Regions from separate parts of the Homo sapiens genome. Here regions 2 and 3 are each linked to region 1. A link is a contact called in ENCODE Hi-C or POLR2A ChIA-PET data. All regions are on one chromosome and are shown on one strand. Each heading gives the region's core, a stretch centred on a gene start or an enhancer-like site at or near the end of the contact. The rest is flanking DNA. Distances are from core to core; before and after follow the strand shown.

Region 1 (3,456 bases), core at 525-3,024:
CACCTGGAAGACCTCAACCTCAAACATCCTAGCCTCCATTTCTGTGTCTTCCAGACACACAACACTTTCCTTCCTAGAAGGAAAGCTCCTGAGAACAGGGAGATTTTTCTTCTTTTACATCCCCAAATGACCTAAAATAGTATCCTGAATACAGCGGGGCACAGCTAATGTGTAAAATGGTTGAAAAGAATGGAACATTTTCAGTACCAGCTAAGGTATACTGACCACATACAATGTAAGGAGAAGCAACAACCTTACCCTTAATTCTACAGATGGCAGCTTCCTCCTGAGAACTTCTGCAAACACTTGCTCTTAAAAAGCAACAAAAAAGTTGCTAGAAGACTAACATCGCAGACAACAAAGCTCTATTCTATGCCAACAGCAATAATACGCCCATAAGAGAAGACAACTGAAAGGATCCCTGGGGCCACAGGGCTCTACTTGTTACAGATGCTTCCTTAAGTCCCTCAACACCCAGGTCCCTAAACGCATCATAAAGGTGAGTCTAGAGAGTCTTCGCAAGTTTTAAGTCTCTTAGGAACTTATTTATAAATACATGTGAAACAAGAGAATCATTTATCCAGAAGAACAGAAAGCCTTCCAAACTTCTGTACTCCCAGGAAGTCTACTTTGAAATACGTCAAAAGAAGTTACATGGAGACATACAAAACATGTCTAAAGATCCAAATTGGTAACTCTCAAACTTGAAGCTGGTTTAAACCCATCGACCAGAACTTACAGTTCTGGCTATGCCCTTCTCATTTGCAACGCTGCGGCGCAAATGAATGACGGTGTATCAGCGTTAAATTTAAATTTCCTGGCTCTGGCCACAATGCTAACCTAATTAAAGCATGTGGTCAACGTTTAGCATTTTCGGTGCGAGATTTTGCATCGCTTTGGCGAACAGCAAAGTCGAAAGCGTTTGCACCGGTCTTCTCCCCGCCACCCCCCGACCAGGGGCAAAACCCTCTCCCAAATGCTTTATCAAATGATCCAGAAACCCCCCCACACCCCACCCCCCGTACCGCCCACGGTCCCCGCCGAGCGGCAACGGAGGCACCACTTCCACGACCCACGCCAAGAGCACTTTGAGCTCAGTCCGAGCAAGTCACTTGTGTCAGCACCACTTCCCCACGGCTGGGACCCCCCCCCCCACCCCACGCCCGGCAACTTCAGGACCCCCCGGCCGGGGCCCCTCGGAACGGAGGCTCGGGCTCCCCTCACACACATTTCCCGTCCAGCAAACTGCGGCCGCGGCGGGGGAGGGGACGCGGCGGGCGCGGGCGGCGAGCGGGGCCGTCGGGCGGCGCGGCCGGGCCGGGAGGGGCGGCGGGCGGGGGGCGGCCCGAGGCCGGGGGGAGGGGAGGTACCTCGTACAGCTCCTCGGAAGCCATGGTGGGCGGCGGAGTTGCGGGCGGGAGGGGCAGGGTCGGGGCGGGCGCCGGCGCCGGGCGGCCGACACTTTGTTTCAGTTGGGTCCTGCGTGGCCTGCGCTTCCTGCTCCCGCGGCCGGCCGGGCGCTGGGCACGGACGAGCCTCTTGCACTCCGCGGCCAGTGCGGGCCGGCGGCGCGGCGGGGTTGTGCGCAGGAGCAGCTACGCAACGCGCCCTGGGCGCCCCGCGCTCACTCCCCGGCGGGCCGGCTCGCGCTCGGGCTCATCGCGCCCCGCCGCGGGGCCGGGCGGGCTGGGGCGGGCGCGGCGGCGTGCGGGCGGCGCGGCCGGATCGCGGCTCCCCTCTCCGGTGTAGTGCAGAAAGCTTCCTACTTGCGACCAAAAAACCTGCCCCGGCTACTGAGCATGCCCAGTGCGGCCGCCCGGCCCTGCGGAGCCGCGCTCCCGCGCTCCGGGTTTTCGGGCCGCCCGCGCGGGAGGGGCGGGGCGGCGGCGGGGCGGGGCAGCCGAGGGGAGCAGTGGGCTCCGCTCGGGGCCGAGGCGGGCGGCCGGCGGGGCCGGGAGCGAGCCGGCAGGAAGGGGAGGAGCGGGGCAGTCGGGGGCGGGGCCGCGAGCGCGGGGGGCGGGGTGGTGGGCGGGGCTCCGACTTCCCCAGTCCCGCTTGCGGGGTCGGCCTGGCCCGCGGCACCGCCCCCCAGCCCGCCTCGACGTGGGCGCTTGCGGCCCGGCCCAGGGCAGGCGGGACCTGGACCTCGAGGTTCGAGGCGCAGCGCGGTTGTGCACACCAGGACGGGCAGCGACGGACCCGAGATGGGGCAGGGAACCATGCGAGCGAGCCGGCCCGCGTCTGGAGCCCACCGCCCCGACGGCAGCGGCCGCGCCGTCTACCGCGCGCCTCCCTCCAGGAGGAGCCCAAGAGGCGGCCTCCGTGCGCCCGCCCGTCCGGGGCCGGGCCAGCCCGCGAAGGGCCGGCGGCGTGGCCAGGTGGAGCACCCACCCCACCCCATGCCCGCCCCACCGGCCGCCGCCAAGACCCGGAGCCCGGGCCGCGCGCCCCGCGGGGTGGCCCGGCGAGCTCCGGCTGGCACGCTGGCTCCGCGGCAGGCCGGGGGTGGGATCCGGGGGGCGGGAGCCGGGCGCGGCGGAGGGCGGCGCGAGGGCGCGGCTGCCTCCGCTCTGCCCGCAGCTCCCCCCACGCCAGGCCTCTGGGTTCCTCTCGGAGCGTCCGCCTCCTCCGAAGCGCAGCTGGGAAGGGACCGAGTCTGGATTCCAGGGAGGTCCGGGTTCTAATCGAACGAGGCTGTCAATGGTGGTTCCTTTCGCGGAACGGTGTGGACTACACGACAGGCCCTCGCTCAGAACAGCGAGGGCTGGCCCGCGCTCCACTTCCCAGGGAAGATCTACTGCCAGGGCACACCTGCCGGGCCCTGGACGTGCCCCATCGGTGGCGAAAGAAGGGGCTTCCTGACCCAACTCCCCCAGACAGCCGCCAACTCCGATCACTCTGGCCGAGTATGCGGAACTTCCCCACGGGGCACTGCAGAGGCATTAGTTCACCCTCTCCCCCAGGCCCTGCATCGGGAAGCCCTCGCCAGTTCCTCCATGTCTCCCCGGGCATCCTTCGGGCCGCCTCACTCCTCCGTGCTCCATCTCGCTCCAGTTCCTAACCTACCTTGGAGCCACAAGGCTCCTCCCACCAGTTTTCTTCCTAAAGCCCTATTCGTTTGTGCCCCCCAACAGCGTTTCAACAACCACGGGGCGTCTCACAGACCCCGCGGTTTCCTGTCCTCCCCACGCCCAGGAACAAGCACCACGCCAACCCTTAAGTCACTGCGAGTCGAATCGCCGTTCCCCTTAAGCGGTGCTTCTACCTGCGGTCCCCACCGTTTGAAACAAACTCCCAGCTCAGGGATCACCTTAAAAGGATAGCCTTCCTGACTTCCAGGGCCAAATCGGTAACTCCCTCTTCAAGCGCTGCCTAAGCACTCACGCGTGCTCACTGCAGCACTCGTCTCTGTATTTTAAGGTTTGTCTACTCTTCACCCCACCCCAACTCCAAACG
Region 2 (3,456 bases), core at 544-3,043, 2.8 Mb before region 1:
AGCTCTGTGAGGACTAGGAACTAGGTGACAACTAGGACTAGGAACTAGGTGACAACTAGGACTAGCTCTGTGAGGACTAGGAACTAGGTGACAACTAGGAACAGATGACAACTAGGACTGTTGTTCACTAAATTTCAGTACTAAAACACCGGCGGAAATCCTAACTGCCATTTACTAGCAGTGTATCCTTCGACAAATTATCACTTCTGTGTTCCTTTCCTCGTCTATAAAATGTGGCCAAAGATACCTACCTCATAGGGTTATTTTGAGTATTAAATGAAGTAATGTAAGTGGCAAACAAAGTGCTATTTAAACGTTAATACAAGGAATCCAATGTTACCGCAATGCTGAGTAAACAATGTATGGAAGGGTCTGGTAAGCCCCACTCAGTGGAATTCCCAGCTTCAAATACCCCTCTAAATGAATATTAAAGATTTTTTAATTTCCTCTGTGCTTTTAATACAATAAACAATGAATGGTATATACAGAAATCAAATATATTTTAAATGCCTCTGAGGAATCAGTCATGTAACTTAAACCCAGGAGAAATTATCACAGCATGGTAAACCCAGAAGTAATAGTAAAGATAATGAATTACCCCACATTGGAGCACTTCCCTTCCTCTCATTCCACCGAAAATACCCCACAAAAAAACAAAAATCACGAATGTTCACTCTAAATACACTTGCCTACATTTTTAAAAAAGCAATTCTAATGTCCACAGGAGTTGCCAGTTACCACCTCTTGGTGACAACCTTTAATAATCCTAGAATTGGTGCTGTCCCAGTCAGAAGTGTCCAATTTTAAGGCACAGAAAGGCGAACTGGCAAACTCCCAGCTCTCCTGACACCGAATCTGGTGCAACTGCGGAATCCGTATGACAGATGACAATGCAAACCGCCAATCCCTCTGCAGCGCTCTGAGACACGTTCACTTATTTTCTAAATAAATACCAAATCTGCCATTCCCTCCTCACTCAACACACCTTCCTGGATTTTGTTTGTTTGTTTTTTGAGACAGGGTCTTGCTCTGTCGCCCAGGCTGGAATGCAGTGGAGCGATCTCGGCTCACTGCAGCCTCGACCTCCTGGGCTCAAGCTATCCTTCCACCCCAGCCTCCCAAATAGCTGGGGCCACAGGCTCACACCACCACACCCGGCTAATTTTTGTACTTTTGGTAGAGAAGAGGTTTCACCATGTTGCCCAGGCTAGTCTGGAACTCCTGGGCTCAAGGGATCCTCCCGCCTTGGCCTCTCAAAGTGCTAGGATTACAGGCGTGCGCCACCGCGCCCGGCCCCCGGTTTTCTTTAAACTCGAAGTTGCGCGGGAGGAGCGCCGCACTGGAGGTCGATGTGGAGCCTTCGGGAGTTCCTCGCGCGCCCCAGCCCGGAACCCAGGGACGTCAGGGTTGCTCCAGGGCCCCCGGCGCCCCTCGGGTCCCAGGCGCCCATCGCGGCTCTGCACACGGACGAGGACTCCTCGCCCTTCCCTCCGCGGCTGCCAGTGCGGATCTCCCTTCTTCCAGAGAAGACCCCGGGCCGATAGTCCCCGAAAGGGCCCCGCGGCCGCGCTCCTCACCTCCGCCGCCTCCTCTTCCCCGGGATCCAGACTATCTAGGTCCCAGCCCAGGGACGCGGTCACCTCCTCCAACGTCCGGCAGCCGCTCTCCACGAACTCGTTCAGCTCCTCCTGCAGCCGCCGCCGCTCCTCCACAGGTGGAGGCTCGCCCTCCATAGCTGCAGCCCACCCGCCAAGAGGAAGCGGCCGAACTGCAGACCGCACGCGCAGGCCTCTGGGAGCTGTGGGCGGGGCCACAGTCGCCACGTGACTTGAACAGCCTATAGGGAAGAGTCCCGGGAAGGGCGGGACTGTTATTTTGAGAGGCGTTTTCCAATCTTTTCTCAGCTCTTGCGTGCATTTGCTCTGGCCTTTCCAGAAAGATATTCGCCCTCCTCGACTTCCTCAGAAAAAACGGCTTATAGCTACAGAAAAGTTTTAAAAATAGTACAATGAGCTTTCGTTTAGCCGTCCTTCAGCTCATTGTTAACATTTTGCCAGGTTTGATTTCTCTCCGTCTCTTCTCTCCACATTCACAGCCCCACCCAATGATTTTTGCTGAATTCTTTGAAAGTAAGTTGCAGATTTTTCACCCCCAAATATGTTAGCATGCATGTTCTAAGAATAAGAACATTTTCCTGTGTAACCGCAATACATGATCAAACCTAAGAAAATTAGTAAGTCCATAAAATCATTTATTATACAGTTCATATTCAAATTTCCCCATTGTCCCCAAAATTATTTCTATAGCAGTTTTATTTTTTCAACTCATAAGCTATAATTAGTTATTGTCTCTTTTAATCCAGATCAGCCTCCTTCACCCTCCTTTTTAAATTATTAAATCATTACATGTTGTGATGAGCCTAGGCCAGTTGTCTTGTAGAATCTCTCTCATTCTGGATTTGTCAGATTTTGTTTCCCTCATGATTAGATTCAGTTTGAGCACTTTTGCAATACTACCTAAGAGATGTTGCCAACTCACGGGGACGCATAACTCAGTTATATTAGTAATGCTAAATTTGATCACTTGGTAAAGGTGGTGGCTACATCTCTTCATTCTAATAGTACATTTTCCTCTTAGGAATTGGTAAGCAATCTGTGGATTATACCTTGAGTCCATAAGAATAACCTGTTCCCCAACTCCTTGATACAGTCCTTCACTGAATCTGTTGTTACATTAGGAGTTATAAGTGATTCCGCAATAGTATCATGCCTTTTATGTTTATTAACTGGCATTCTTTCCACACCTCCATTTTAGTGTTTGCTTCACTATGGGAATCAAGGTGTTTTTAAAGTTATTGATTTAAGGTTTTTTTTTAATTCAATATAATATACTCCTTTAACATCATAATTCTTGTTGATGCTCAAATTGTCCCAAATGTGGCCAGTGGAAGCCACATTAAGCCATCTGTGTCTTTCATGTATCCCTATTAGTCCTTGAATGCTTTCTTGCTTTGATAACACAAGCTTAACTTTGTACATTTCCTACCCAACACCTGGAATTAGCCCTTGTAGTTTCCCCAAATGGTTTCAACTCCTAGAATCTAACCCATTTTATATTACTTTTTAAAATTTTTTCAAGCCCAAGTGTCAAACCTTGGTTTCCTTTTGCACTTTGTTTACCCATGTGAAGGAACTGTGGGGGAATTTTTTGGTGAACAATTATTTCTAAAGGCAAATAGCACGGTTCTCACTTAAAAAAATAGTCATAAGACTATAAATAGGCAGCACCATAAAATACAGAAGTGGCTAGAAGCTGGTAAGAGAGGAGTATGAAGTTAATGTATTCATACTCTGCCTACAGTATCTTTTTTTTTTTTTTTTTGAGACGGAGTCTGGCTCTGCCACCCAGGCTGGAGTGCAGTGGCGCAATCTCAGCTCACTGCAACCTCCATCTCCC
Region 3 (3,456 bases), core at 1-2,500, 2.5 Mb after region 1:
CCCGTATATTTCACAGACATTTCTAGCTTATAGCATGTTCCTCTCAATGGAAGTGTTCCCTCTCCTCAGCTTCAGGGTCTCTTCATCACTCAGAGGCACCATCAGATGTTTGTTGAGCCATTCTCCTCATAGAACGCAGAGGAGAGGCCAGGTGTGAAACCAGACCAGTCTATCTATAGCTAAGAAATATTCCTAACGGACCTCGAGGAGCGCGAGAGGGAGGTTTTAAATGTAATCCTGAGCTTTTCTGATTTTGGGGTTCCAGGTCTGCTATACATACTCTTGCACGTTATATTGGGCACAGCCCTAGTAACTCTGTGATTTGAAATGATGATCTGAAGTTATCGATTAGGGAGAGGAATGTGGACAGAGAAGCAGAGCAACGGAGACCGGGAAGTTTCCGTCTGTGTCCTGGATTGCAGCCAACTGCTTAGGCACACACACCTGCTGCCCTCCCGGCTCTGAGTCACCTCCTCTCCTCTCCCTGTCCAACGAGCAGCTGCCAAATGGCAGCCAAATCCAACAGATGTAAGCCGGGACCCCACCTGTGTTTGAATTACTTTCTTTGAAATCTGCCACGTCCAGGTTTATTGACCCGGGCAGTCTTTTCAACATTTCCTTATGCCGCATACGGGTGGGGCTAGGGACTTTCTTGTGCACTGGCAGTCCTCAGAAGAGAAAACTTTGAATTCAGCTATTTGGAACCTCGTTACTGGTTCCGAGCCTCAGGAAAGGCCAGAAGAGCGAGAGCCAGCCTAGTTAGTCACTCCCACATCTGTGACCCCCGTTTACGGGCCTTGTACGCTACTGCCCTTCAGGTACCATAAACCGGGCTTCTCAAAGGGCACTGCAACAGGTTTCCAGGAATTATTTATCAAAGTCCATGACCCCGGCCCTGTGACCCCTGGGTTTGAAAATTCAGACCTTCAGCCTAACGGAGAGGTCGGCTCAGCGTTCCTCCCAGCATCCTCGGGCGATATTAGGGTCCTGGGAGATTCGGGAGGCCACTGCGTCCAGGCCCCCCACGGCCAGCCAGGCGAGAGGCGGGACGCGAAGCCGCGGCCTCCTTCCTCTTCCCTGAGGCGGTGGCGGCGGCAGGCCCCGCCCCTCCCGCGCGGTGGCCGTCGGCGGAGGGGCGGGGCCTGCTACAGCGTCGCCGGCTGACGCGAATGACGCTGCGCCAGTCAGGCCGCAGCCCCGCTGCTTGGCCCGTCGGGCCCGCCTTGGCCGGCTCGGCCCGCCCCCGGCCCTCCCTGCACGGCCTCCCGTGCGCCCCTGTCAGACTGTGGCGGCCGGTCGCGCGGTGCGCTCTCCCTCCCTGCCCGCAGCCTGGAGAGGCGCTTCGTGCTGCACACCCCCGCGTTCCTGCCGGCACCGCGCCTGCCCTCTGCCGCGCTCCGCCCTGCCGCCGACCGCACGCCCGCCGCGGGACATGGCACACGCACCGGCACGCTGCCCCAGCGCCCGGGGCTCCGGGGACGGCGAGATGGGCAAGCCCAGGAACGTGGCGCTCATCACCGGTATCACAGGCCAGGTGAGTGCGGGGGCGGGGGCGCGCCGGCCGAGGCAGCCTGGGCACGCGTGCTCTCCCTACGCGCCGCTACTCGTGGGCTGCGGTCTCTCCAGGAACAGCCCTCTCGGCGTCCCGGAAGGGGTCTGCTGCCGGGAGGTGGGACGGAAGGTACGGTGCAGTTAGTGTGTTGCGTGTGGGGTGTGCGGGATACATCGAGCGCCTCTGGTCTTTCTCTGGGGGCTGTGAGCGTGTGTGCCGCGCGGGATGTCGCGCTCACACCCGGGCAGGACCGCCCGCTCTCACCTGCCCCTCAGGTGACCGCAGCGTCTCTTCCTCCAAGCCCATGTCGTGCTTCGCAGCTCCTAGTGCCGGAAAGGGAAAAGAACCGGTGATCAATGAACTTGCGGGTGAGGTCTTCTTGATGTGTCTCGGCTCAAGGGGCGCTTACCTGCTAACGTTTGGGAAGCAAGAAAAAGGGTGCTTTGCTGGTTTCGTCCCCTATCACCGGATTTCCAGATAGAAAAGAGAACATGAAAGAAAGTAATGCTGTGGAGTCACCTACTAGGACATGTTTAGGAAAAAGAACTTAAAAAACTTTTTAAAATCACGCCAACTTCTGAGATTCAGGTTGACACATTTGGAAGTGTATCCGAGGCACACTGGTCCAAAAGTGCGGCTAGTTCCATTTTCAAAGGAATAAGTTCGTCGAGTAAGGTAATCAAGAGGAGGTCTTCGGAATGTCTCAGGCTAAGCATGGCTGGTTTGTGAGGGTCGCCTCTTAGAGGTGTTGCAGTAGGTGGGATCCGACCGCTGTGTCTTACCAAGCTGTGCTGTTTTAGATTCAGTGGTCATGAAGTAATCGTGCCCACATATTGCTGTAGAAAGAATGTGATGTGTGTGCTCCTGGGTATCTCTGGGTGGTGGCCAATATAACACTGAGATAAAGGTGATAATGGCTAATACATATTGTGTCTATCATGTTCCAGTCGCTTGCCTAACATTAACTCATTTAGTTCTCATAACAAACTCTTTGAGGAGGTACTTTTATTATCTCTATATATGTGGAAACTGAGGCATGGGAGTTTGATTTGCCTGAGGTTAAACCGCTGGGAAGTGTCCAGTTGGTATTGAAACCACTCTCAAAGTTCTCTAGTGTTAGAAAGGGCTAAGTGGGCAGGAGGCAGCGGCTCATACTTGAAATCTCAGCACTTCGGTGTGCAGAGGTGGAAGGATTGCTCGAGGTGAGGCCAGGAGTTTGAGACCAGCCTGGGCAACATATTGAGACGTTGTCTCTACAAAAAAATTTAAAAAATGAGGCAGGCATGTTGGTGCTCACCTGTAGTGCTAGCTACTCAGGAGGCTGAGGCAGGAGGATCACTTGAGTCCGGGAGTCTGAGGCTGCTGCAGTGAGCAATGATGGTACCACTGTACTCCAGCCTGGGGCAAGAGAGTGAGATCCTGCCTCAAAAAAAAAAAAAAAAAAAAAAAAAAAAAAAAAGAAGGAGAAGTTGAAATTGGCCAGATGCACAGTCACAGAATATTACACAATTTCAAGTATTGAATACCTGATTTACTGCTGGTTATTCATGCATCTTGCTTTGCTTAAGGTAATCATAATAGACAAGAGTTTGAAAACTAGTAAGAGGTGGATCTGAGTTTGAAAACTAGTAAGAGGGCAAGGATCTGAGGTTGAGAAATTGAATCCTTGAATTGAGGCAGTAAGACAGGTCAGGGCCTACATACTGTCCTCCCCCTTCTCTTTGTTTTCTAATGCTGGGACCTTTCTGCAGATGATTCCCTTTTTTCCATTTTGTCAGACTGGACCTGAAGCTCAAATGTTTACCAAGTTTACCTAATCTCTGGAAAGTAGAGATTTTATTTTAGTATTGTCCGGAAATTAGTTAAGATTAACATCTTAACTAATGTGCTGTGTTGGTGTGGCC

What was found. A loop is a pair of places that touch in the nucleus more often than their neighbours do. ChIA-PET counts read pairs that join two places held with the same protein, here RNA polymerase II (POLR2A). Pooled maps may share reads with other maps.
Region 2: a map of CD8-positive, alpha-beta T cell shows a loop between it and region 1 (4-fold over the local background). The contact joins the promoter of SNRNP48 here to the promoter of CDYL in region 1. A Hi-C loop is called at or near these places in 2 of 168 maps with a recorded cell type or tissue (CD8-positive, alpha-beta T cell and naive thymus-derived CD4-positive, alpha-beta T cell), 1 of 37 single-sample maps with no recorded cell type and 7 of 50 pooled maps. POLR2A ChIA-PET finds 5 or more read pairs at or near these places in 1 of 52 experiments (T-cell).
Region 3: a map of CD8-positive, alpha-beta T cell shows a loop between it and region 1 (6-fold over the local background). The contact joins the promoter of GMDS here to the promoter of CDYL in region 1. A Hi-C loop is called at or near these places in 3 of 168 maps with a recorded cell type or tissue (CD8-positive, alpha-beta T cell and naive thymus-derived CD4-positive, alpha-beta T cell) and 9 of 50 pooled maps.

The regions. Positions count from the first base shown.
Region 1 is chr6:4,774,722-4,778,177 of GRCh38, reverse strand. It overlaps CDYL (chromodomain Y like), which reads right to left and starts at 1,774. Exons shown (of 7, transcript NM_004824.4): 1 at 1,371-1,774. The coding sequence starts at 1,394. It overlaps CDYL-AS1 (CDYL antisense RNA 1), which reads left to right and starts at 2,752. Exons shown (of 2, transcript NR_183279.1): 1 at 2,752-2,906; 2 at 3,421-3,456. RefSeq lists silencers at 1,423-1,972, 1,993-2,622 and an enhancer at 2,430-3,083.
Region 2 is chr6:7,588,535-7,591,990 of GRCh38, reverse strand. It overlaps SNRNP48 (small nuclear ribonucleoprotein U11/U12 subunit 48), which reads right to left and starts at 1,793. Exons shown (of 9, transcript NM_152551.4): 1 at 1,578-1,793. The coding sequence starts at 1,733. RefSeq lists enhancers at 1,569-1,718, 1,297-2,036.
Region 3 is chr6:2,243,399-2,246,854 of GRCh38, reverse strand. GMDS (GDP-mannose 4,6-dehydratase) reads left to right here and starts at 1,250. Exons shown (of 11, transcript NM_001500.4): 1 at 1,250-1,534. The coding sequence starts at 1,433. It overlaps GMDS-DT (GMDS divergent transcript), which reads right to left and starts at 1,102. Exons shown (of 7, transcript NR_046229.1): 1 at 925-1,102. RefSeq lists a silencer at 978-1,607 and an enhancer at 1,108-1,608.